3 separate regions of the Homo sapiens genome follow, and regions 2 and 3 are each linked to region 1. The links are chromatin loops, found by intact Hi-C in ENCODE. Cell type or tissue: IMR-90. All regions are shown on one strand.

What was found. Peaks named below come from ENCODE experiments on the same cell type or tissue, not always from the same donor. Only the 100,000 strongest peaks of a DNase experiment are listed, where the experiment ranks them.
Region 2: it touches region 1 in a loop (7-fold over the local background); 7 of 110 quality-filtered maps call a loop at or near these places.
Region 3: a loop joins it to region 1, with 6 times the contacts of the local background. A loop is called at or near these places in 4 of 110 quality-filtered maps.

Annotation. Positions count from the first base shown.
Region 1 is chr11:4,622,930-4,630,929 of GRCh38, forward strand. No RefSeq gene overlaps it. Among named protein-coding and RNA genes, the nearest start is that of OR51D1, 11 kb to the right of the region's middle. In IMR-90, a CTCF peak has its summit at 3,466 (motif pointing right); a DNase peak (open chromatin) is centred at 3,462; H3K27me3 peaks cover 193 bases.
Region 2 is chr11:6,359,033-6,367,032 of GRCh38, forward strand. LOC124902623 (a long non-coding RNA gene) reads left to right here and starts at 3,763. Exons shown (of 2, transcript XR_007062571.1): 1 at 3,763-4,078; 2 at 5,255-6,235. RefSeq lists a silencer at 4,047-4,341. In IMR-90, a CTCF peak has its summit at 4,229 (motif pointing left); a DNase peak (open chromatin) is centred at 4,219; H3K27me3 peaks cover 298 bases.
Region 3 is chr11:5,201,792-5,209,791 of GRCh38, forward strand. No RefSeq gene overlaps it. Among named protein-coding and RNA genes, the nearest start is that of OR51V1, 5.1 kb to the left of the region's middle. In IMR-90, a CTCF peak has its summit at 3,180 (motif pointing right); DNase peaks (open chromatin) are centred at 1,780 and 3,220; H3K27ac peaks cover 468 bases.

The DNA.
Region 1 (8,000 bases):
TTGGAACATATATTAGTATTATTCACCAGAATATGACTTAAAGAAGACTTGACATCATTTTGGAAATCTCATGTGACTAAACATGTCAAATAATCCTGTTTACTTCTTCTATGGATGTTTCAGGGGCCCTCTGAGCCATCTAGAAAGCCAGGCAGCAGGAAAGACAATTTTGAAACTTGAGGTTTGATTTTGGGATGTCTGTTAAATGCTAGAGGTTTAAAACACTGGATGTTATGAAGTAGAATTCCAGAATGCTAGAAATTATTTATTTTGCCAAAATGATGACTCAAAAGGCAAAAACCTTTCAGTAGCATTACTATTACATGAAAATCCTGTTTAAAGCCATATTTCACCCTTGCATTAGTTTATTAATGTTAACCCAATTTTATTTATTTTTTATTTTTTTGAGACAGAGTCTTGCTCTGTCACCCAGGCTGGAGAGCAGAGGCACAATCTCAGCTCACTGCAACTTCTGCCTCCTGGCAGAATCAAGTGATTCTCCTGCCTCAGCCTCCCAAGTAGCTGGGAGTACAGGTGTGCACCACCACACCCAGCTAATTTTGTATTTGTAGTAGAGATGGGGTTTCACCATGTTGGCCAGGCTGGCCTTGAACTCCTGACCTCAAGTGATCTGTCTGCATTGGCCTCCCAAAGTGCTGGGATCACAGGCATGAGCCACTATGCCCAGCCCCAATTTGTTTAAATGAAACCTTATAGATGATTCCATCTAACCTTAACCAATTTGACCATGAGGTGAAATCTTTACAAACCTTTTACAACCCTTTTGCTAAAGGCCAGATAAGCATCTTAAGACCACCTTGCTGTGCTTTTATTTTGATGCTCAGTTTATGAAAAGACCATATATTCAAAAGATCCTTTTGAATTAATGTTTACACACTTTTGCAAGATTAATTTTTACAATCTTTCTATAACTTGCTTAAACCTCTAGCTCTGTCTTATCAAATTTAATATAATCCTTCATCCCTGGGCAAAATTAACATTTCCATTCTTTCCTATAATCTTTTACTAAAGACACATTTTACTGTTTTTATATGCCTTTCATATAAAACTATTTAGTGATCATGTTGCTCTGTTACTCTTAGCAACCGTTACTTTTGGTGAAAAACCTGGTTAGTAAGCGATTTTAATTATGTGCCATGTGTGGCGCTTAGGACCCAGACAGAAGTGCAGATAAGGCTTGTCTCTTTCCAGATTCTAACTCCCTGTGCCTTACCTAACTGTAAAGCAGGCAGTATACAACCTCGAACCATTTAGCAAACCTAGTATCTAAATTGAATGATTTAGACCACCTATTGCATTTTGATGACACTTGCATTTTACCGATAATCCTTAAGACTATTTTTACTTCTTACAGATTAAACTATTTGCTTTTAATTCCTGTGGTTTCACGAGGAAAACAGGGTTTTTTTTTTTTTTTTTTTTCCCAAAACAGGGTCTGTGGTGCCTCGTAGTTCCATGCTACCAGAAGTTATCTTAGGGCGTCTTATGTGTGCATTAAGAGTGGCAAGCCAAAAAATGGAGAAAAATAATTCAGTTGACTGAGAAGAAAAAAAACTTTTTCCAGAAAGACAAGATCCAAGAAGAGAAAAACATAAAGGCCTTTTAAATATACCTATAACTTGAATATCCACTTTTAATTAAGCTGAGAGCTTTTTAAGAAAATCCTTTTAAATCTCTTGTTACTAGACTTTAGCCATGCGAAGCAATTAAGATTTTCAGCTTTTGAACGTTACAAAAAGTAATCTCACAGGTGAAACCAACAAGCCTTAATTAGGTTATGACTTAACCTCAAGTGTATATGGTGTTTTCAAAGGGGTGATAGGCAGCTTTTAAAACTATCATTGCAAAATTATTACTGAGACAGTGGAAGAGATCTGACCCAACCAACTCCATTTTGTTTCCAGCTCCCAAGCTATCCTTGCCTATCCCTGGGCATAGGCCAAACCAACTTTTGGAGGAGCTGGGTTTATAGTTTATAGTCTAAAACAAAGATGGTAACAGCCCCTTCTTAAGATAGGCTTACCTCTTGCCTGGGGAGCAGACCAAGAAACTAGCCATAAGATTAGAAACCATGGCCTAGGAGTCATGGAGCTGAGGCTACAAGATTCTGACCCTCCCTTAACTGCTCTCAAGATTAGTCCTTAATATATTTTGTAAACCCTGCTCTTGATGGATCAGCTGGCACCACCTAGATTGACAAACTGGCTTATCTGATTGTGTGGTCCTCACCCAGGAACTGACTTAGCACAAGAAGACAGCCACCATTGTAAAATGGTGGAGACTAAAACAAAGTATTGCCATGTGGTTCCAGGTCATGTTCCCAAGGACCTGAAACAAGATGGAGGCCTGTAGTCAAGTTTGTTACTGATTATGTTGTTGGGCTGGCTTGAACAGCAGGCTTATGGGGTCCTGGGCCTGCATTCTATTTTCGCTTTTCCTTTTAGGCCTGCTATAGAAGACATATTGCTTATCTCCAAATTTCTCTGCTGCCTACAGAATTGCCTGCTTCTCAGCTGTGGTTAGGGTTTGGCTTAGAAGCAGCATAACATCCCTCCATGAGAAGTCAAATACCTAAGTTAAATTTTGGAAAGCTTCTATATACCTATCAGGGTCGTTAGAAAATTGACCTAAGTCTCCCTTTATTTGTCTAAGATCTTGTAATGAGAAGGGAACTTGAAGGGGCCCCAAATAAAGGGGAGCCTCAGATAGTTCCCCTGGGAGTTGCTTCTCTAATTTTAGAGAATTATTTTCTTTTGGACCTGCCTGATATGATTGCTAAAAGAGCTGGGTTTATTTTGCAATGCTTGCAGAGGTCTAGTAAAAAGGTCATGCCCTTGTGCAAAAGAAAATGAGCCACATTTTTGTTAAAGTTTCTGGGTCACAGAAGTCCTTGTGCTTCAGAATGCACTCCAGAGGAACTAAGCAATTAGGGCTAGTCATGCTCACCCAGGTGGCTCTAGTCCTGGGTGACTTTTGACTTCCTAGACTTGTGTGAGCCGCCTGGCTCCCTGAAAAACGGATCTCAAGAAAAACTATGTAATAGTTGGGCAAGGCCCCTTTAATGGGCGGGGGGGGGGCATGCTAGATTAAACTCTGTATCTTGCTATTATGGCCGGTGCTGAAGCATTTACCTTTATAGAATGGTTTTGGCTAACTTCCAAACTTAAAATCCCCTTACTAGTTAGGTACCACTCTAATTGGAGGCAGAATAGGTGCCTTAAGAGAACATAGGGACTGAATGGCCATTTATCTGCTGATGGGACAGTATTGAGGCTAAAATTTGGCTACAGAGGACATTTTGCTCCTAATTGTTGAAGGCAGAGCTTTCCCATTCACAGTTGAAGCCTTTCTAGCAGTGCGAAAAGCCAGGATTGGGACACCGCAGTTTATGGCATAGGACTCACAATGTGCCTCATGAAGAGGATTTCTGTTTCCACTAGGTGGCGCTGTTGGCCTAGTAATACCTTGTACTCACCAGAGAAACGGTAAAGACGTTTATTGAGTTACTGCATGTTTGCCGATCTTTCCTAACAGAACTGTTCCCCTGAATTGTAAAAATTCCTGCACATTGCATATACGGAGAGCATAGTAGACATAATGACCATGGATAGAAAAGAAAGGAAAGTTTTGTGACAGGATAGCTGGAGATCCTTTACCAACACCTGGACGGACTGTCAGAGGCTGGGTTCAGTCCAGAAGCCTTTGAATAATGCCAGGGGTTCGTTGTCGCATGCCAAGAAAATTTAGGACACAGACACAGGTGGAATTTAGGAGCAGAGGTTTAATAGGTAGAAGAGAAGAGAAAGAGGAACAGCTTCCTCCATAGAGGAAGGGTTCTCCAAGCAGAAAAGACCATGCGGAAAGGATGGAGAAGAAAAAAACACCAGCTGGCAGGGAATGCACCGATTGTTTTAGTCTGGCATGAGGAGGTGGTGTCTGATTTATGTAGGGCTCACAGATTGGTTCAATTAGGTATGACATTTACATGGCACATGGGGAAGGCTGGTCACCTTACCCTAATCTTATGCAAATGGGCTTTTCAGTTATCAGCCCCATCTGGTCTGCTCCTTAGGATACACGCGGCTGGCAGAGAAGGGAAGATGGAGCCACCATTATGAAAATGTCTAGTCCTCAGTTTCTGCGGCATTCACCCATGCAAGCTCCCAGCTTGCAGGCTGCTCTTTGTTAGAAAATGATTTGGGGGTTCCCTTGCTATCTGCCTAAGTAATTCCTTCTTAACTCCTGTATCAGTACCTCAGGGGGTGTAAACTGTGGCTTTCGAAAATTTGCAGGGATTTGTATCTTCTATTTCTTTTGTGCTTTTAGGTAGGGAAAAAATCATTGGCTAAGTTGATCAAGGGGATCTGAGAATTAAGCCAAGAATAAATGTAAAAATGGGATGCTTAATTACTGAAGAACTGAGTACTCCATCTTCTAGCGACACTTACCTATAGTATTAAGTATTAGGCCCGGGAAGCAGCACACATTGACAAAAGTCGTAAAATCTTACTAAAAATAATGAAAAATTATAATAGAAAGCTCCAAATGAACAACACTCCATTTTGAAAAGTGCATTTGAAAATTAGAGCTGTCTAATTAGGCTCATCCAGGGATGCCTATTGATGTGCAGATGCTTCTAAAAAGATTTCATTGTTTTTATTGTTTTTAAGAAAAGTCTTTATAAAAGACAAAAAGCTTAAGCAACTAATTGATAAGAAAAATTAAGTCTTCTAACCTTTTAGTCTGGTTACTACCCTGCCCTGAAGGTGAAGAGAAAGCTGGATAAAGTGTTTGTAAAAGGTAGACCCTCAGGTAAAGTAGGCTTCCTGTTTTTTTTTCAGAGCTATGCATGAGTCTACACATAGCAAATGCTTTCTTTGCACTATTCCTTAATGGGCTTCACCCTAAATGCAGTAATTTTAGGTAAAAAACAGAAGCTAAGTTAAAATGACCACCTATGGAACAAAATCAGTCTTCAAAATATACCTTTTGGCATTTAGGTGGATATTTTGAAATGCTTTTGAAAAGAAATTTACATCTATAAAGGAACTGTCCATTTGTGAGGGTGTTTGCCTCTGTACACCAAAGAGAGGAAGGACTGAGCCACTAGAAATTCTTACCATTGTATTTCATTTACATAACAAGTCTTACTTTTGTTTAAGGTGCTTTTCCTGGCCATCTTGTCTTAAATGGGCTTTTACCTACATGCTTTTTCTTTGGCTTGAGGAAATGATGGTAGGATATTTAGGTCTGAAGTCTCAGCTCTGTACTTTTAAGATACAAATTTTCCACCTTGTTTCACCTAGGAGTCATCGTTTTAGAAGTGCAAATTTAGGACTGCCTAGCTAACAGTTGCGTAGGGCAATGAAACAAGCCATTGGAAGACTGATAGTCTGAATGGGGAAAATAAAAACTGTTTGGAAGTTGACAAATGAAACATCTTAATGAAAGCTATAAGATGTGCCTCTGTCTGTTTATATGATATTTCTATGTGATTTAAGATAACATACAGCAAATAAAGCTAGTTTTAAAATTATTGTTAAAATTCCTATTTAGGAATGTCTTCAGAATTGTCAGTATTAAAAATAATTGAGACAATTTTGCTTGGGTTTACTAGTCAGATATGCTTATGCTGATCCTCTCCCTTCTCACACCCCAAACCCTCCAACAGGCCTCAGTGTGTGTTGTTTCCCCCATATATCCATGTGTTCTCATCGTTTAGCTACCTTATAAGAGAGAACATGTGGTATTTGGTTTTCTGTTCCTGCATTAGTTTGCTAAGGATAATGGCCCCCAGTTCCATCCATGTCCCTGCAAAGGATATGATCTCGTTCCTTTTTATGGCTGCATCCTATTCCGTAGTGTCTATGTACCACATTTACTTTATCCAGCCCACTGTTGATGGACATTTAGTTTGATTCCTTGTCTTTGTTATTGTGAATAGTGCTGCAATGAACATATATGTGCATGTGTCTTTATAATAGAATGATTTATATTCCTTTGGGTATATACCCAGTAATGAGATTGCTGGGTCAAAAGGAATTTCTGCCTCTAGGTCTTTGAGGAATTGCCACACCATCTTCCAAAATAGTTGAACTAATTTACATTCCCACCAACAGCATAAAAGTGTTCCTTTTCTCCACAACCTCGCCAGCATCTGTTATTTTTTGATATTTTATTAATAGCCATTCTGACTGGTGTGAGATAGTATCTCATTGTGGTTTTGATTTGCATTTCTGTAATGATCAGTGATGTTGAGCTTTTTTTCATGTTTGTTGGCTACATGTATGTTTTCTTTTGAGAAATGTCTGTTCATGTCCTTTGCCCACTTTTTAATGGGGTTGTTTTTTCTTGTAAATTTGTTTAAGTTTCTTATGGATGCTCAATATTAGACCTTTGTCAGATGGATAGCTTGCAAAAGTTTTCTCCCATTCTGTAAGTTGTTTGTTTACTCTGTCGATTATTTGTTTTGCTGTGCAGAAGCTCTTTAGTTTAATTAGATCCCATTTGTTAATTTTTGCTTTTGTTGCAATTGCTTTTGGTATTTGTATGAAATAGTTGCCTGTTCCTATGTCACGAATGGTATTACCTTGGTTTTCTTCTGGGGTTTTTATAGTTTTGGGTTTCACATTTAAGTCTTTAATTCATCTTGAGTTGACTTTTGTATATGGTAATAACAAAGGGGTCCAGTTTCAATTTTCTGCATATGGCTAGCTAGTTGTCCCAGCACCATTTATTAAATAGGGAATCATTTCCCCATTGCTTGTTTTTGTCAGGTTTGTCAAAGATCTGATGGTTGTAGCTTTACAGTCTTATTTCTGGAATTTCTATTCTGTTCCATTGTCCTTTACAGACAATTAAATGCTGAGGGATTTTGTCACCACCTGGCCTGAAGGAAGGCTTCTGAAGGAAGCACTAAATACGGAAAGGAAAAACCAGTATCAGCCATTGCAAAAATATACCAAAATGTAAAGACCAATGACACTATGAAGAAACTGCATCAACTAATGTGCAAAATGAGCAGCTAGCATCATGACGACAGGACCGAATTCACACATAACAATATTAACCTTAAATGTAAGGGGCTAAATGCCCCAATTAAAAGACAGAGACTGGCAAATTGGATAAACCCATCAGTGTGCTGTATTCAGGAGACCCATCTCATGTGCAAAGACACACATAGGTTCAAAATAAAGGGATGGAGGAATATTTACCAAGCAAAGGGAAAGCAAAAAAAAAAAAGAAAAAAAAAAAGCAGGGGTTGCAATCTTAGTCTCTGATAAAACAGACTTTAAACCAACAAAGATCAAAAGAGACAAAGAAGGCCATTACATAATGGTAAAGTGATCAATGCAACAAGAAGAGCTAACTATCCTAAACATATATATGCACCCAATACAGGAGCACCCAGATTCATAAAGCAAGTTCTTAGAGACCTACAAAGAGACTTAGACTCCCACACAATAATAGTGGGAGACTTTAACACCCCACTGTCAATATTAGACAAATCAATGAGACAGAAAATTAACAAGGATATTCAGGACTTTAACTCAGCTCTGGACCAAGCGGACCTAATAGACATCTACAGAACTCTCCACCCCAAATCAACAGAATATACATTCTTCTTAGCACCACATAGCATTTATTCTAAAATCGACCACATAAGTGGAAGTAAAACACTCCTCAGCAAATGCAAAAGAATGGCTGGCTCAACATACACAAATCAATAAGTGTAATCCAGCACACAAACAGAACCAGTGACAAAAACAACATGATTATCTCAATAGATGCAGAAAAGGCCTTCTGTAAAATTCAACACCCCTTCATGCTAAAAACTCTCAATAAACTAGGTATTGATGGGTGGGACATATCTCAAAATAATAAGAGCTATTTATGACAAACCCATAGCCAATATCATATGGAATGGGCAAAAGTTAGAAGCATTCCCTTTGAAAACTGGCACAAGACAAGGATACCCT
Region 2 (8,000 bases), 1.7 Mb after region 1:
CTGGGCAACAAGAGCGAAACTCCATTTCAAAAAAAAATTTATTCTTTTTCCAGTGATTTTTTTTTTTTTTTTTGACAGGGTCTTGCTCTGTCACCCAGGGTAGAGAGCAGTGGCACAAACACCATTCATTGCAGCCTCAGCCTCCTCGGGCTGAAGCAATCCTCCCATGTAGCTGGGACCACAAGTGTGCACCCCCACACCCAGCTAATCTTTTTTTTTTTTTTTTTTTTTTTGTAGAGATGGGGATCTCCCTGTGTTGCGCAGGCTGATCTCAAATTCGTAGACTCAAGCGATACTCCCACCTTGGCCTCCCAAAGCATTGGGATTACAGGCGTGAGCCACCGCGCCTGTCCCCTATAGATTTTTTATTCCATTTTTATGGTATATTGAATTCATATATATCAGGTCAATCTTTTTTCCAGGCAACCTATTCAGCTCCAATAAAAGAGTGTTTGACACCTGACTGTGCATTGTTTATTACTCCCTGTTAAGTATAGTCAAAATAATTTAAAGAAAAAAATCACATACTTTACTTCCAATTATTTATCCAACATCCAACTGAATGTTGACTTTGGGACAGACACTGGCTGGGTGCTGGAAATAGAGTGGAGAATAAGACAGGTATGGTTTCTGCCATTACTATACTCATAATCAAATAGCAATAATGATAAGACTACAGAAAGTGTTTAGCAGCAAACTGCATCTTAGAGGTGATGGGAGGGAAGTGTTGGAGAAACCCACTGGAGGCTTCCATCTGACACCTGAAGGATGAGTGGACACTAACACAAAGAGAAGGAGGCTGGCAGAATCCAGAACATGATGAGACCTAGGCCAGGCACCTCCTACTAGGACCTTGATTACAGCTTTATGGAACCAATGGAACCTGGAGGAAAAGAAGCAGGTAAAGATGAGAAAACTGATCACCCTGCAAGGACTATCCTGAGCAGAAAAGGGGAGCTCCTACTTCATGCCAGACATCATGCCAACACTTGCATATAACTCTCAGTTCATCCTCAGAATCCTCCTTGGGGTTACTTTATTTATTCCACTGTACTATCACTGGGAGACTAAGGCCAGAGTGTTTACATTCCCCACTTGCTGGGGTCCCAGATCATAATGTGGGCAGGATGAAGCCCTGAAGCATGAACGCATCCACCTTGTTCTGTTCCTTTCCTCCCTCCTCGGGGGAAGTTTGCTATCCCTGAACCTTTGTGCTTCTTGATCTCATGTCATACAATCTTAGACATAAGTCTAAAAGACGTTGACTCACCAGAGTCCTTGGACTGGCAGGGGCCTAGGTCAGACTGTGGAATCTCCAGAGCCAAATTTGTCTTTTCAAATTCTAAGTTCTCGGCACTTGGTTTCTCATGTCACCCACTTGGCCCTCTTCCAAGTGTACTTTCCTTCTTTTCTTTCCTTACTATTCTAAAGCTTTTTAATAAACTTCCACTGCTGCTCTGAAATTTGCCTTGGTCCTTTTTTCTGCCTTATGCCTCTCAGTTGAATTCTTTCTTCTTCTTTTTTTTTTTTTTTTTTTTTTTGAGACAGAGTTTCACTCTTGTTGCCCATACTGGAGTGCAATGGCACAGTCTCCACTTACTGCAACCTCTGCCTCCTGGGTTCAAGCGATTCTCTTGCCTCAGCCTCCTGAGTAGCTGGGATTATAGACATGCACCACCACGCCCAGCTAATTTTTGTATTTTTAGTAGAGAGAGGGCGTCTCCATGTTGGTCAGGCTGGTCTCGAACCCCCAACTTCAGGTGACCCACCCGACTCGGCCTCCCAAAGTGCTGGGATTACAGGCATGAGCCACCACGCCTGGCTGAATTCTTTCTTCTAAGGAGGCAAGAATTGAGGTTGCTGCAGATGCATACAGATTCGCTGCCAGTAACTCAGATACCTGCCACTGCTAACATATTTGGTGCTGACTGACTCAGATATGTTCCCTAGTGGTGAGAGATCTCTATGCCTCACCTTCTTCAGCTGGAGGCGTCTGATCCCTGTGTGTGGTTTTTCTTCTCCTCTCTAAAAAAAAAAAAAAAAAAAAGAAAAAAAAAATTCGAAGTTCTCTACCCACCTTTATAGCTCAATGAGCTCATAAATAGTCATCAGGACCTGCTGGTTGTTGCAGATATTTACACCAAAACTTCAAAACAATGCACACTTGCAGGATCACTGTCTTACTAGGTATCTTTCGGGACTGCATTCCAAAAGCTCTCCATTTCCATTACTGTGTTCCATGGCCAAGACCCACCCACATGGCCACCACCTTTGCTTCCTCTGTACCCCTGTACTCTAGTTGTAAATGCCAGTTGCTTCCCACCCCTCACTTCCCTGCCACACCACCATATATATGACAGCTAGCCATTTTATACCAGCGCTACTCAAAATTGTGGCCTACAGGCCAGTATCCACCTACAAATTATTTGTTCCCATGAGAAGATAAGTTCAGAAATGGAGAGTAAGCATTTAGAAATGTCTATAGCAATTTGACAGAATCATTATTTATCATTTAATTTAATAACAAAAAGTACACCTAACGCCATATGGTATCCTGAATTAGATTCTGAAACAGAAAAAGGACATTAGTGGAAAAACTGCTGAAATCTGAAGAGAGTCTGTAGTTTAGTGAATAGTACCATGCCACAGCTAATTTATTAGTTTCGATAAATGTACCACAGTTATCCAAGATATTAACATTAGGGGAAATTGAATGAAGGGTACACAGCAACTGTCTACTCTCTTCGCAACTTTTCTGCAAATCTAAAATTATTCCAAAATAAAAAGTTTATTTTTACAAACTGGGTTCATATTTTGTGTCTTTTTAAATTTTTTCTTTTTTTTCTTTTTTCTTTTTGAGACGAAGTCTTACTCTTGTCCCCTAGGCTGGAGTGCAATGGCACGATCTCGGCTCACTGCAACCTCCGCCTCCCGGGTTGAAGCAATTCTCCTGCCTCAGCCTCCTAAGTAGCTGGGATTACCGGTGCCTGCCACCACGCCCAGCTAATGTTTGTATTGTTAGTAGACACAGGGTTTCACCATGTTGGCCAGACTGGTCTCAAACTCCTGACCTCAGGTTATCTGCCCACCTCGGCCTCCCGAAGTGCTGGGATTACAGGCATGAGCCACCACGCCCGGCCAAATTTTTGTTTTTCTAGCAATTTAATTGCATTTTACAAAAGTGTCAGTCTGCAGTGGATTTGAAATGCAAATGTTTAAAATAAAATTGGTCTTGTCACCATGGATAGTTTGAGAAACACTGCTTTGTACACTCTGTATCCCCCATGGAGCTTGTCACCATAATTGCTATGCACTCTGATCACTAATACTTGTTGATGATGGCCAAACCCACAGGTGTGAGTTTTGGAACCAGTTGCTGCACATTGTAGATAAAGTCACAGCCCAGGGCCCTGTCAATCCTCCAATACAGGGACATTTCAGGACTCTGTTGTATACTGAATACTGCCATATCCCAGGGCCCTGTCACATCGTAGCTGTTGCACACCAGATACTATCACAGCTCAGGGCCAAGCAGGGGCTGTGACAAGCCCCTGGGAAATGCCAGTATATAAAGATTGACAGGACAGGCCCTGGGTTGTTCTGCACATGGAGGTTCCTGGGACGTGCCATTATTTGAGGGATGCCAGAGCCCCACTCTGTGTCTATATCTGGGGTATGACAAGGCCCTGGACTGTGACATGGTTCTGGAATGTGGCCACGCCCCGTGAGTGAGGTATTGAGTTCTGGGCTGTGACAAGTTCTGACTGTGCCAGGGTACAGACTCTTAATTCCTTCTGGAATACTGAGAGTGCCGGGAAATGACAGCTTAATGTTCAGGGTACGTCTTAGTTTGTCTTGGATCTTGTGACAGGGACAGCTGCATTAGTCTTGGAGTGAAAGTGTATCTGAGTATGTTGGGCCACATTTGCAGTAGTTTGTTCTGAACTCCAGAGCTATTGACCAAGCCCGTCCTGCCTTCTGAGGTATGGAAGACACTGAGGCCTCCTGACCCACGGCACAGCATTCTCTGCTTCCAGCGCGTCTGCCTTGGGCCATCACCCCAGAGAGTTTGATCAAGGTCTGTCTTACCACACCCCCTCCCAAATTCTTGCAGCTCCCAAAGCTGCTGGAGGCAGCACCTGAGCCTGTCTCTCCGCTGAGCTTCTTCACCCCAAGGACTGCCTGCTGGCTGCCCACTTCTCATCAGGCAAGGCCACAGTGCCATCTGCTGGCTATTGGGAGCCATGCTGGTCAGGTTGGGAGGGCACAGGAGCATGCTAGGCTGACAAGGAGCACTGAGCTCTCCCCACCTCAGCTCAGGAATAACAGAAGTGGCCTTTCCCTTAAGCCCCCACTGACCAGAGCCCCTCATTCAGGCTTCAGTCACCAGAGCCCCCTGCTCAAGTCCTTTAGTTACCATGGCCTCTAGGTCAGTCTCCTCAGGAATCAGGGCCCCTTGTGCAGCCCCCAGTCCCACCCCCCACTGACCAGAGCCTCAGTGACCAGGGCCCCTAGGTCATGCATCCAATGACCAGGGCCTCTTTCTAAGGCTCTCTACTGACCAGAACCCCTCATTCTAGCTCCATGGTGGTGAGGGCACCTCATTTAGGCTTGGCTTCACAATCAGGTCATTCAATGACCAGGACCTATAGCTCTTGACCCCCAAAGACCAGGGCCTTTCTCAGACCCCCACGACCAGGTCCTTTCAGTGACCTATAGTCCTCTCTTTTAGGACCCTCTGTGCCTAGGTTACTAAAGACCATTACTCAGAGGACATAAGGAGTGGTGTTTGTGGGGGCTCTTTGATCCCCAAGAGCTGGACAGGTCCCATCTGTTTCCTCTGTTTATCGTCCCCTTCCCACTGGTCTCCAGAGAGGCCTCTGGCCACTGGGGCTTTCCATTTTGTTTTGCCTGTGCTCCCGGGTCCCTCTTCAGACATGGCCACAGCTGTGCCCAGGTCTCATAACAAAGGTGGTCTCTGTTGAGTTAACTAATCCCATCCCGGGAACTGTGGCCCAAGAAGACTAGATTCTATAGCATGGCAGCCCACCTGGGCCTCGCATCTGCTGGCCCTCTAACACCAGACCACACACCCCTGTGCCATCTCACCACCTCCCATAGGCAGGCCTCCCATCACATCTATCTCAGGCCGTATTACCCAAAGGCCAAATGCTTCCAGTCCCAGCATCCCACCAGTCCCTGGCACCTGTCCTAGATACCAAGTGTGACTTTTCCCATTTTCCTTTTCTTCCAGACCCAAGCCTAATCCAGGTCCTACCCTTCTCAGCCCCCATCCCACTTGGGTTTATTTACTTATTCAAACAAACATCAAATGAGCATCTACATATTAGGATTCTAGATAGGGGTGTGGGGTCAGTGTGCAGGGACGGCAGCATAGAAGAGGGACTTTGGTTGAGACTTGAAGGATGAATAGGAGTTTGCCAAAGGGTCAAAGGATAGGAAGCTATTTGAGGAAGAAGAAACTGCATATACTACACAAATATACAGAGGACCCTGGTCAGCCATGTGGTTGGAGCACAAAGTGAAAAGTGAGGAGAGAGGGAGAAGAGAGACTTGAACAGGGAAGCAGAGAACAACAGATGGAAGATCTTGTAGCTGAGCTAAGGAGTATGAATTTTTTTCCCCTAGGATGGAAAAACACAGAAGTTTTTTCAAATTTCCAAGTAGGAAGTTATGATTCCAAAAAAAAGAAAAAGAAAAAGAAAAGAAGGCTTTTTCTAATTAGAAAGGTCAGGTTAGTGGCATTGTGGAAGACGGATTGGACAGGGGCAAAAGTAGACCCAGGGAGACTAGTCAGTCTAGCCAGTCAGCCAACAAGTGTTTTGTAAGTTCTGTAGTAGGTTAAATAGTTGCTTCCCCCACTCCAAAAGTTATGCCCATGTCCCAGAACCCGTGAATGTGACCTTATTTGGAAAACAGAACTTTAAAGATGTAATCAAGTTAAGGATCTCAGGATCCTTGATTATCTGATGGGCCTTAAATCCAATGGCAAATGTCCTTAAAAGAAACAAATGCAAGAGAAGGCCACTGAAGACAGAGGCAGAGATTGCAGTGATGCAGCCATAAGCCAAGGAATGCCCGGAAATGTCAGAAGCAGAAAGAGCAGATTCTCCCTTCAAGCCTTCAGAGGGAGTGTGGCCCTGCTGACATCTTGACATCAAACCTCTAGCCTCCAGAACAATGAGAATAAATTTATGTTGCCTTATGCCACCAAGTTTGTGGTAATTTTTTACAACAGCTCTAGGAAACCAATACACACGCTGACCAGGTACTGTGGTAGACACTGGGCGTATCATAATGAACACAGTAGATGTTTCCTGCCCTCTTGAATCTTAACAGTAAGCAAGTTTATTCATTCATTCACTCAACAAATATTCATTTGGCACCTGTAATATTCCAACCACTGTTCTAGGTACTTGGGTTACACTGGTGAAGAGTCTCTACTTTTGTGCAGTTCATTACTAGTGGAAGAAACAGACAGCAAACAAGTAAATAATAGAAGAGAAGAGAACAAATGAATAGAAACAGTAAAATAGAATGGAAGAGAGTAGAATAGAAACACTAGAACAGAAAAGAACTAAACAGAGCATATTAGAGTAGAACAAAATAGAATAGAATAGGAGTAGGGATAAGTGACCTAAAGAAAAATAAAGCTGGGTAAGGACAGGGTGAGGACCCGTTCCTCAGGTTTCCTTCCAGACCTCCTCCTGCTTGGCTCTGAATTGCTGGGGAACTGGTCTCTGCAGGCTGCATTTCCCAGGCTCCCGTTAGCTGGTGGACTTTGACCATTCAGATGAACTGGTAGGAGACTGGCAGTCAGAATCCAGCAGCCTGCCAGGATTTTTCACCACCTTTTCCTCTGCCTCTGCTGTGACTGTATCTCATTTAAGCCTCCATTGCTGAATAGGCCTGCTGTGGTTCTACCTTCTACACAGTGGCCTTCTTCCTGGGAAAAGTCTCTTCTCTGTCCCTCCTGTCAGGCCTCTGAGCCAAAGCTAAGCCATCATATCCCCTGTGACCTGCACATACACATCCAGATGGCTGGTTCCTGCCTTAACTGAGGACATTCAACCACAAAAGAAGTGAAAATGGCTGGTCCTTGCCTTAACTGATGACATTACCTTGTGAAATTCATTTTCCTGGCCCATCCTGGCTCAAAAGCTCCCCCACTGAGCACCTTGTGACCCCCACCCCTGCCCGCCAGAGAACAACCCCCTTTGACTATAATTTTCCTTTACCTACCCAAATCCTATAAAATGACCCCACCCCTATCTCCCTTTGCTGACTCTCTCTTCAGACTCAGCCCGCCTGCACCCAGGTGAAATAAACAGCCTTGTTGCTCACACAAAGCCTGTTTGGTGGGCTCTTCACACGGACGGGAGTGAAATTTTGGTGCCGTGACTCGGATCGGGGGACCTCCCTTGGGAGATCAATCCCCTGTCCTCCTGCACTTTGCTCCATGAGAAAGATCCACCTACGACCTTGGGTCCTCAGACCGACCGGCCCGAGGAACAACTCACCAATTTTAAATCGGGTAAGTGGCCTTTTTTTTACTCTCTTCTCCAACCTCTCTTACTATCCCTCAACCTCTTTCTCCTTTCAATCTTGGCACCACACTTCAATCTCTCCCTTAATTTCAGTACCTTTCCCTTTATGTTAGAGACAAAGGAGACACATTTTATCCGTGAACCCAAAACTCCGGCGCTGGTCACGGACTCAGGAAGACAGTCTTCCCTTGGTGTTTAATCACACGGGGATGCCTGCCTGATTATTCACCCACATTTCAGAGGTGTCTGACCACGTGGGGATGCCTGCCTTGGTCCTTCACCCTTAGTGGCAAGTACTGCTTTTCTGGGGGACAAGAAACCCCTGACCCCTTCTCTCCATGTCTCTACCCCTTCTCTGCTTTTCTAGGGGGCAAGAACCCCCCGCCCCTTCTCTCCGTGTCTCTACTCTCTCTTTTCTCTGGGCTTGCCTCC
Region 3 (8,000 bases), 580 kb after region 1:
AGCCTCACAACACAGTTCCACAGACTTTCTTCTCAATGTACTCTCTATACTACACTGACGTCTTCTAGCAGTCTAACCATTGTTTTTCTTGCCCTGACTCCTTCTCAGCATTGAATAACTTAGCTCACTATTTTTAATACTTTTTTCTCCATAGAATGCTTGAAGTTTCTTCGTTTCTTGCAGAGGATTTTTCAGTCTTTTGAATACGTATCTTCTTTCATTTCTCTAAATCGAATTTCTCTTCTTTCGTAAAATTTTTCTCGAAATGTTCTATCTGCCTAAATTATTCATCATCTTTTCCTCAATTTCTTCCTACCCTTTTTAAAACGATCTTGCAACTCAACAATCACTTTTCAAGAAGTTTCTTAAGACAAATTTATCCATATATCTATTATTTTGGTATCATGTTTCAATTTTAAATAAAACTTATAATTTTGTATTTATTAGCTAAATATTTAACTAATATTTAAACTAAATATTTAACTAATATCTCTGTTACAAACTAAATTCTCAGTTCCTTAATGTGCAGACTATGTCAACTTTTTCTTATTATTTGAAACTAACATTTGCACCTCTGATTCCTGACCACTCCTGAGAGCTCAAATTCATGAATACAACTGGCTATTTAATATATTCATCTGAGTGTTTAATCTTAAAATAAGAATGATGCCAATAAAGTACTTGATTTTCCCCCCAAAATCTATTTTCTGTCCCTTTTCTCCTAATATTATAAAGTGACTCCACCAATAACACAATTGCATAAGACAAGTCTTGAGTCATTTTTAAAATTTTTTATTTCTCTCTTTCCTTCCCTTTCCTCTCTCCATCAAATCTTTCATCAATTTCTACCATTTCTACCAGAAACACATCCCAGATAGGCCCACTTTTACACATTGCCCGTCTTGGTTTATAATATCATTGTTTCCCTGGCTACTATGATAATTTATTAAATTAATAATAATTTAATATTATTACTAGCTAATATCATGATTTATCTGTTTGTCCTCTAAAAAATGTATTATCTCCAGGGAAACCAAATTGCTTTTCTACAAACATCTACTAAATCACACAAACCTTTGTTGAAAAAACTCTTTGATGGTCACTTACCCATTGCTCGTAATGTAAAATACAAATTCTTTATCATAGTCAAAAAGCCTTGTATAACGTGGCTCACCTGCCTCTTCTATTACATCTTTAGACCACTACTGCCTACACTCCTTAATATTTAGGTATCTTTATCTTCCTCAAAACAAGCTAAGTACATGCATGTCTCAGGATCTTTGCCCATGGTCTTCTCTGTGCTCCGAATTATCTACCCCAAGTATTTGCACAGCAATTCCTTTCACCATTAACTTTTGAGTTAAAATGATTACTTCCTCAGGGGGATTTTTCTAATACTGCTCCCCACCTAGATTATCTCATTTCTTCAACCCCCTTAACTAACTTACTCTCATCACAGTATACTAGTTTATATTTATACCACTTATTATACACTGAATTTCCATTAGATTCATTAGAGGCTGTAGAAGATTAGGAACCATATCTGTTTTTTGCTCAAGAATATGAAAAATAAGGGTTAGCATAGAATGGGCACTTATCAAATAATTTTTAATTAATTATTCTATGAAATAAGAGCTAGACAATCACAGAGATATAAAGATAATATGAATGTGAACACTCCTATCAAAGTGTGTGTAAAATCATCTGTGTACACTTAGTCTTTTCTGACCTTTGGCCACCAATTGAGTCATCATATACCAAGTTTGAATGGTTTATAAAACAGATGCTGCTCCAGGGATCTTGCTGACCTTGAATACAACACTCCAATTTCAAACATGATTTCTCTCATTTCCAGCCTGACTCAGACATATCGTCAAGGATCTGGGATTGATCACAAAAGATTTAATATTCTGTGAATGTAGGTATGTGTTAAAAGTATCTACTTTCAGCCAGGCTTGGTGGCTCACGCCTGTAATCCTAGCACTTTGGGAGGCCGAGGCAGGTGGATTGGCTGAGCTCAGGAGTTGGAGACCAACCTGGGCAAAATGGTGAAACCCTGTCTCTACTAAAACACAAAAATAATTAGCTGGGCATGGCAGTGTGCTCCTGTAATCCCAGTTACTTGGGAGACTGAGGCAGGAGAATTGCTTGATCCTGGGAGGTGGAAGTTGCAGTGAGCCGAGATCGCGCCATTGCACTCCAGTCTGGGCGACAGAGCAAGACTCTGTCCCAAAGGAAAAAAAAAATCTATTTTCATGCAGGTTTCTTCAGACTGACTACAAAGGCTTCAGACTAGCTACAAAGCTTAAAAATCTACTTTCATTCAGGCTTCTTCAGACTAGATACAGAAGAAATGAGACCATCTAGATGGGGAACAGTATTATCCATGTTGCCACCATAGAGACTATCAGCCTTTTGGGATTACCAGAGCAAAATACATGTTGGAGGATTTTTTAAAATATGTTTTGAAAGGTAGGATGAAAGAGCATAGTTTTGATAAGGTAAATAAATGAAGATTTAAAGAAAAACAAGATCAATATGTCAGGTGTGCCAGATGCTCCACCTGTATTTAAAAAACAAAAAGATTTACAGTTTTCCAAGACATCATGTTGTGTTATGCTATCTGAGAGTCAGTGTATGGTATCTCAGTCTGAGTTCCCAGCAACCAGAACAATGCCTATAATAAAATAAATAGAGAAGACAAATAGCAGTGAATTTGAGTCTGGAGAAATAAAAGGGTTTTCGTATCCCCTCTGAGCACTGTCTGGAATGTTGACTTGGAAAGCAAATCTGTGATTATAATAACCAGGTCATTCTTTCAGGAGTCTTTTCTGATGCCCTCTGATTAAAACTGACCTACATATGCAGAAATCTCTTGGTTTTTTTTTTTTTTCTGTCTTTTCAGAATAATTCCCTGTGTGATTACTTGCTTACTTTAAAATAGGGTAATGACCAATAGTCATTGTTCCAAAGACATAGAGAAAGTATATTGTGTTTAAAAGACAGCTTCTTTATAATTCTATAGAACTAAAACATTCCTATTTGCCAAGGCAGTGGAGTTTTTGCTGTTCTTAGAACATAATTACTGAAAGACACCCACACATGTCCTGCCTTGGACAAAAAATTGTATGTCCATCCTTTAAAGGTCATTCCTTTAATGGTCTTTTCTGGACACCACTAGGGGTCAGAAGTAGTTCATCAAACTTTCTTCCCTCCCTACTTCAGTGATGCATAAGGCAGATCTGCTTTAGTGTAAGCGAGGTCAGGCCCTCAAGAGTCTTGGGATGGCTGAAGAGGTAAGAACATTCTATAAGACTTGTCCAAAGAACTGACTGTTTAATGATTCTGAATATGCTAGTTCAGAGAGAATCTATTTACCACAAACCTGAAGTAGGCTTAAATTTCCAGTTTACCTGAATGGTTATGACCTAATTAGAGGAATGACTTTATAAACATATATAGATACAAATATATAGTGTATATTTATTATATACTATATATTTATTATATATTATATAAGCATAAAATGTAATAGATTATTGTATATATTTAATAACATATTATTACATATTTTAATATATAATATATAAAATGTATTATATTTAATATATAATGCATGTAATATATAAATATACATTATATATTATATATTATGTAATAAATATATATTATGTATATACACATTTATCTAGACTTTATTACATATTTCATTATATATTTTATAAGATTTCTATAAATAATATTCCCATCATTACTAAAATATTTTTTAAAAATTAGCCATACCTTAGAAGCATTATAAAAAATATATGACATGGTCCATCTGTTCAACTGTAGCCATCTAACCATTTGAGAAGTTTTTATAAGATTTATAGCATTTGATTGTACCATGACATAAATCATCTCATGCAAGATAGTGTATTTGTTTTGTTGGCTTTAATATGTTCCCTTTTCTTCAGAAAATGTGAGACAGCTTAAAATAAAATTAACTATAAGAAACTGGTAAACACTGAATGAAAGAAGAAAACCAAGCAGAAAAGTAAAAGGAGGTTACAAATAAATTTATATTTTAAAAACATTTTTTATTTGCCTGGCAAATAATAAGTGCATATATTAATGGATACAATAATAATATATAATATAAATATATAATATATATAATATGTTATGGGATACAATGTGATGTTTGATCTATATATACATTGTAGAGAGAGTCTATCAAGCTAATTAGCATATGAATCACCTTCCAACTTTTTTTGTGGTGAGAACATAAAATATTTATTTTTTAGCAATTTTTAATTTAAATACATAATATATTATTAACTGTGTTCACTATGCAGTGTGAGAGATCACTAAAACTTATTCCTCTAGTCTAACTGAAGATCAACTTCTTTCCCTTCCCATCCCTCCTCTACACTCTCAGTCAGCCTATGGAACCATCTTTCTATTCCCGTTTTTATGAAATCAACTTTTTAAAAAATTCATCCTTAAATATATTAAAATGAACAGTTAAATTTATGAGGATAAATAATTAAAACTATTACACATATTTTAAGTTGTCCTCTGAAAATTCTAGAATTCTACTTCAATACCCTTATTTTTAAGATAAAGGAAATTGTAAAGGCTTTCTAAGAAATCGAGTACCCATACCTAGGCTGCTAGACTCCAGGTCCAATTTTTCTCCAGGGGGTTACTATGGCTTCAGGGAAGCTATCTATAATCACCATCTCCAGAACATCTCTCACTTTCTCATCACCACACAGTGGAATAAGAATAGTTTTGGCAGCAATAAAAAAGTAATGCCATATCAAATTAGTAAAGCCTTCAGAAAAAGTATGAATATTACACAGTTACACTTATATTAGAACTAAAATTTATTTATTGAAATTCACATTACCATAATTATTTATGTCTGATTAAATGTTATTAAAGCTAAAATTTTGAATTTATATACTACTATTAATTTCCAGTTCTATCTTTCTGTTCAAGAAAAGAATGTGAGAAGTAAATTAGTGCCTCAAATTTGCCTACTTCATCCCCAACAGAGGAGATCATGACTATATCAATAATGGAGCCTGGGCCCAGACAACTGGTTAAGAGAGAGGTCATTCTGACCTCAGAACATAGGAGAGATGGATATTGTACACCACAGAGTCCAGGATGACTAGCAGTGAAGGATTCAAATGCCTGGCGAAATCTCCTATACAACCGGAGAGACCCAAGTCCCCAAAGACAAGAAGGGATGATGAAATGGCCTCTGCATGACATGACTTGCCTATGAGCCCTCCCATTGCTATAAGGATGGGGATCTTAGCACAGTGCCTTGTGTGAACAGTAATGCTAGCCTTGATTTTACCATGGCAAGTTTGTTTAGGGAAAAATTCAACCCACCCATTGAAATTCCAACCTCAACCAAATGAGGGATGGCTGGGGATGCAACCACAAAGATACTGTATCTTAGGAGGGGAGTTTTTTTTTTTTATAGAAACTCGTCAGGATATTATTGCTAGGATGTGTTGTTACTGGGAAAAAAGCTGATGGAATACAAAAGAGTAGACATCCCCACAGGGATTATTTGAGGCAATCAGTGACTAACATGACCACTTTGCTTTCTCTATGCAGGTGTCATCTATTGTGATATAGTGCCAGGAGGTTGCCTTTGCTGTGGCTTTCGACCCTAGATTTTTAAATTGTGTGACAAACCCATCTTTTATTTATGTAAATAAAATGTCCGTGTTTATTGGTTATTGTTATATTGTGAAATTGTAGTAGATCTAAAATTGTAATTTCTTGGATTCCTAGAATTTCTAAATCTGTGGATTTTTAGAATTCTCTAGAGGTGACAAAGGTTTATTATCTAAGCTACCGGAGCTATGTACTTTTGGATATAAGAGTGTCTCCATCTCCATTGCCTTACAAATCAGGTGTGAGCCAGGCATGTCTCTCAGACTGGAAAAGGTAACTAATCAGAAGGAACCATTGTCCTAGAATGGGGCAAGTGTACAATACCCAGAAAGACCACTGGTGCCGTAGCATATAACATATTCACTCAATCCTTCATACCCTTTGTATCGTTTTTTTTCTGTTTTATTTATTTTATTTATTTATTAGAGATCATAGTGTGTGCAACACCTATGTCCAGGTTCTGTGGTAAACGTCAGCGTGGAGAAATTAGTAGCTATTAGATCATAAAAAGGTGAGGCATAATCATATTTGTCTTTGAGAAGCTGACTGTGGCTATAGGTGAAGAAAAAAATTATAATTTTAGTTTTATTATTAATATCACCATGATCATCATGATAAAAAGTTAATATTTACTGGGAACTTATTTGGTTTGTCATTTTTCGAAGGAATTTATGTTAATTTACTCACTATAAGAAATTTATAAAGTAGATTCCATTATAGCTCTTAATTTATTATTGAGGAATGTAAGGCATAGAGAAGTAACTTATCCTCAAAACAAAGCTATTAACTTATGGACCTGAGAGTAGAGCCCGGGCTGTCTCATGCCAGAACCTATTATCCCATGTTGCAAGACACAAATAGGAAAATAGAACCGGTTAGAAGTTATTGAAGGGCATGAAATAATAGTGGTTTGAAATTTGAGTAGAGTAGGACCAAGAAAATGCATATTTCAGGGAATACCTGAGAGGAAAAAAAAAAACTATGAAGGAACGCAGTAATTAGCTCCTTAGCTGAAAGAATGATCTTCTGGTCAGTGAGAACTGGTTTCAAATCTTGGTTTTGTCATTTCTTAGGTATATAATTTTTAGCTCAACACTTAGCTGCACAATTTTTAAAAATATTGTTGGTATGATGATAATATATAAAAACGGCTCATTATCTGCCACTCAAAAGCTATCAGTATTTATGATAATAATTCTAGTTGTGAGAAATTGATTATTAAATATATATAAGGGATAGAAGAGAGTGGAGAGTAAAGGCAAAAATGATTGACAAAATTTTGTCTTGGAAATCTGAGTGAACCATTCATCAAGTTTGGAAGCATTAGAGGAAACTGAAAGAAGTGGAGGATAATTTACTATCTTTTCAACTCGCTGAGTTTAAGAGGTCCATAGGTCATATAAGTGGAGGTGACCTGTAAGCTATTGTAACATTTTTTTTTCATGTCCCAAAATGTTAATGTATCCCTAACAGAGAGCAATGAAGTTCTTTTTAGTGGAGTTTCTCTTTCTTGACATAGTACCATGTAGTGAAGACACTGCTGACTTTGGAATTGAAAGAATCTTAGCTCAGCTACTTACTAGCTGAGTAGCTACAACACCTTAATGCCCATCCCAAGACAGTGTGTGTAAAAGACGAATAACAACATCTCAGGAAGCACAGGATGTACCAGAGAGCACCATCTTTTCATGTTGCTTTCCTAGGCTTTTTATTTCCCTCCTCTAGGTATTTCTGTTATTTTCCTTTTTTCATTATTTCTTCCCTCTTCTTCAGGAAGTTAAGACAGTCTACCTAGATTTAGAAGCAAATGTTTATATAGTGGTGAAATTTAAAGCCTAATTGACTAAAGCCATTTAAGAATGTAATATCTCAGTTAGTATGCACTTCTTGAAATGCAAAGAAATGGTCTGACTTTTTTCCATTGTTTAGTTTCTAAATTTAGTTTTTATTTTAATATTTTAAGTACAGCATGCATATATAAAAGTACACAAATTATACATGCACAGCTGAATTAACTTTTGGAAGGTGAACACACCCATGTAACAACTAATAAGATAGGAAATTAAAGAGTAAACATATGCTCACTCTTTATCATTCCACTAATTGTCTCCAAAGTTAATAATTATCCTGATATAATTCATTTTTATCACGATTGACTCATGTCCCTTTTTTTAAAAGTGTGTATACATTGAATTATACTGTGTTGCTTATGTCTGACTTTATTCAATATTATGTTTGTGAATTGCATTCATACTAGTGTATGACTGTAGTTGATTTTTCATTTCTGAATGTCATTCTATTTTATGTATATACCACAA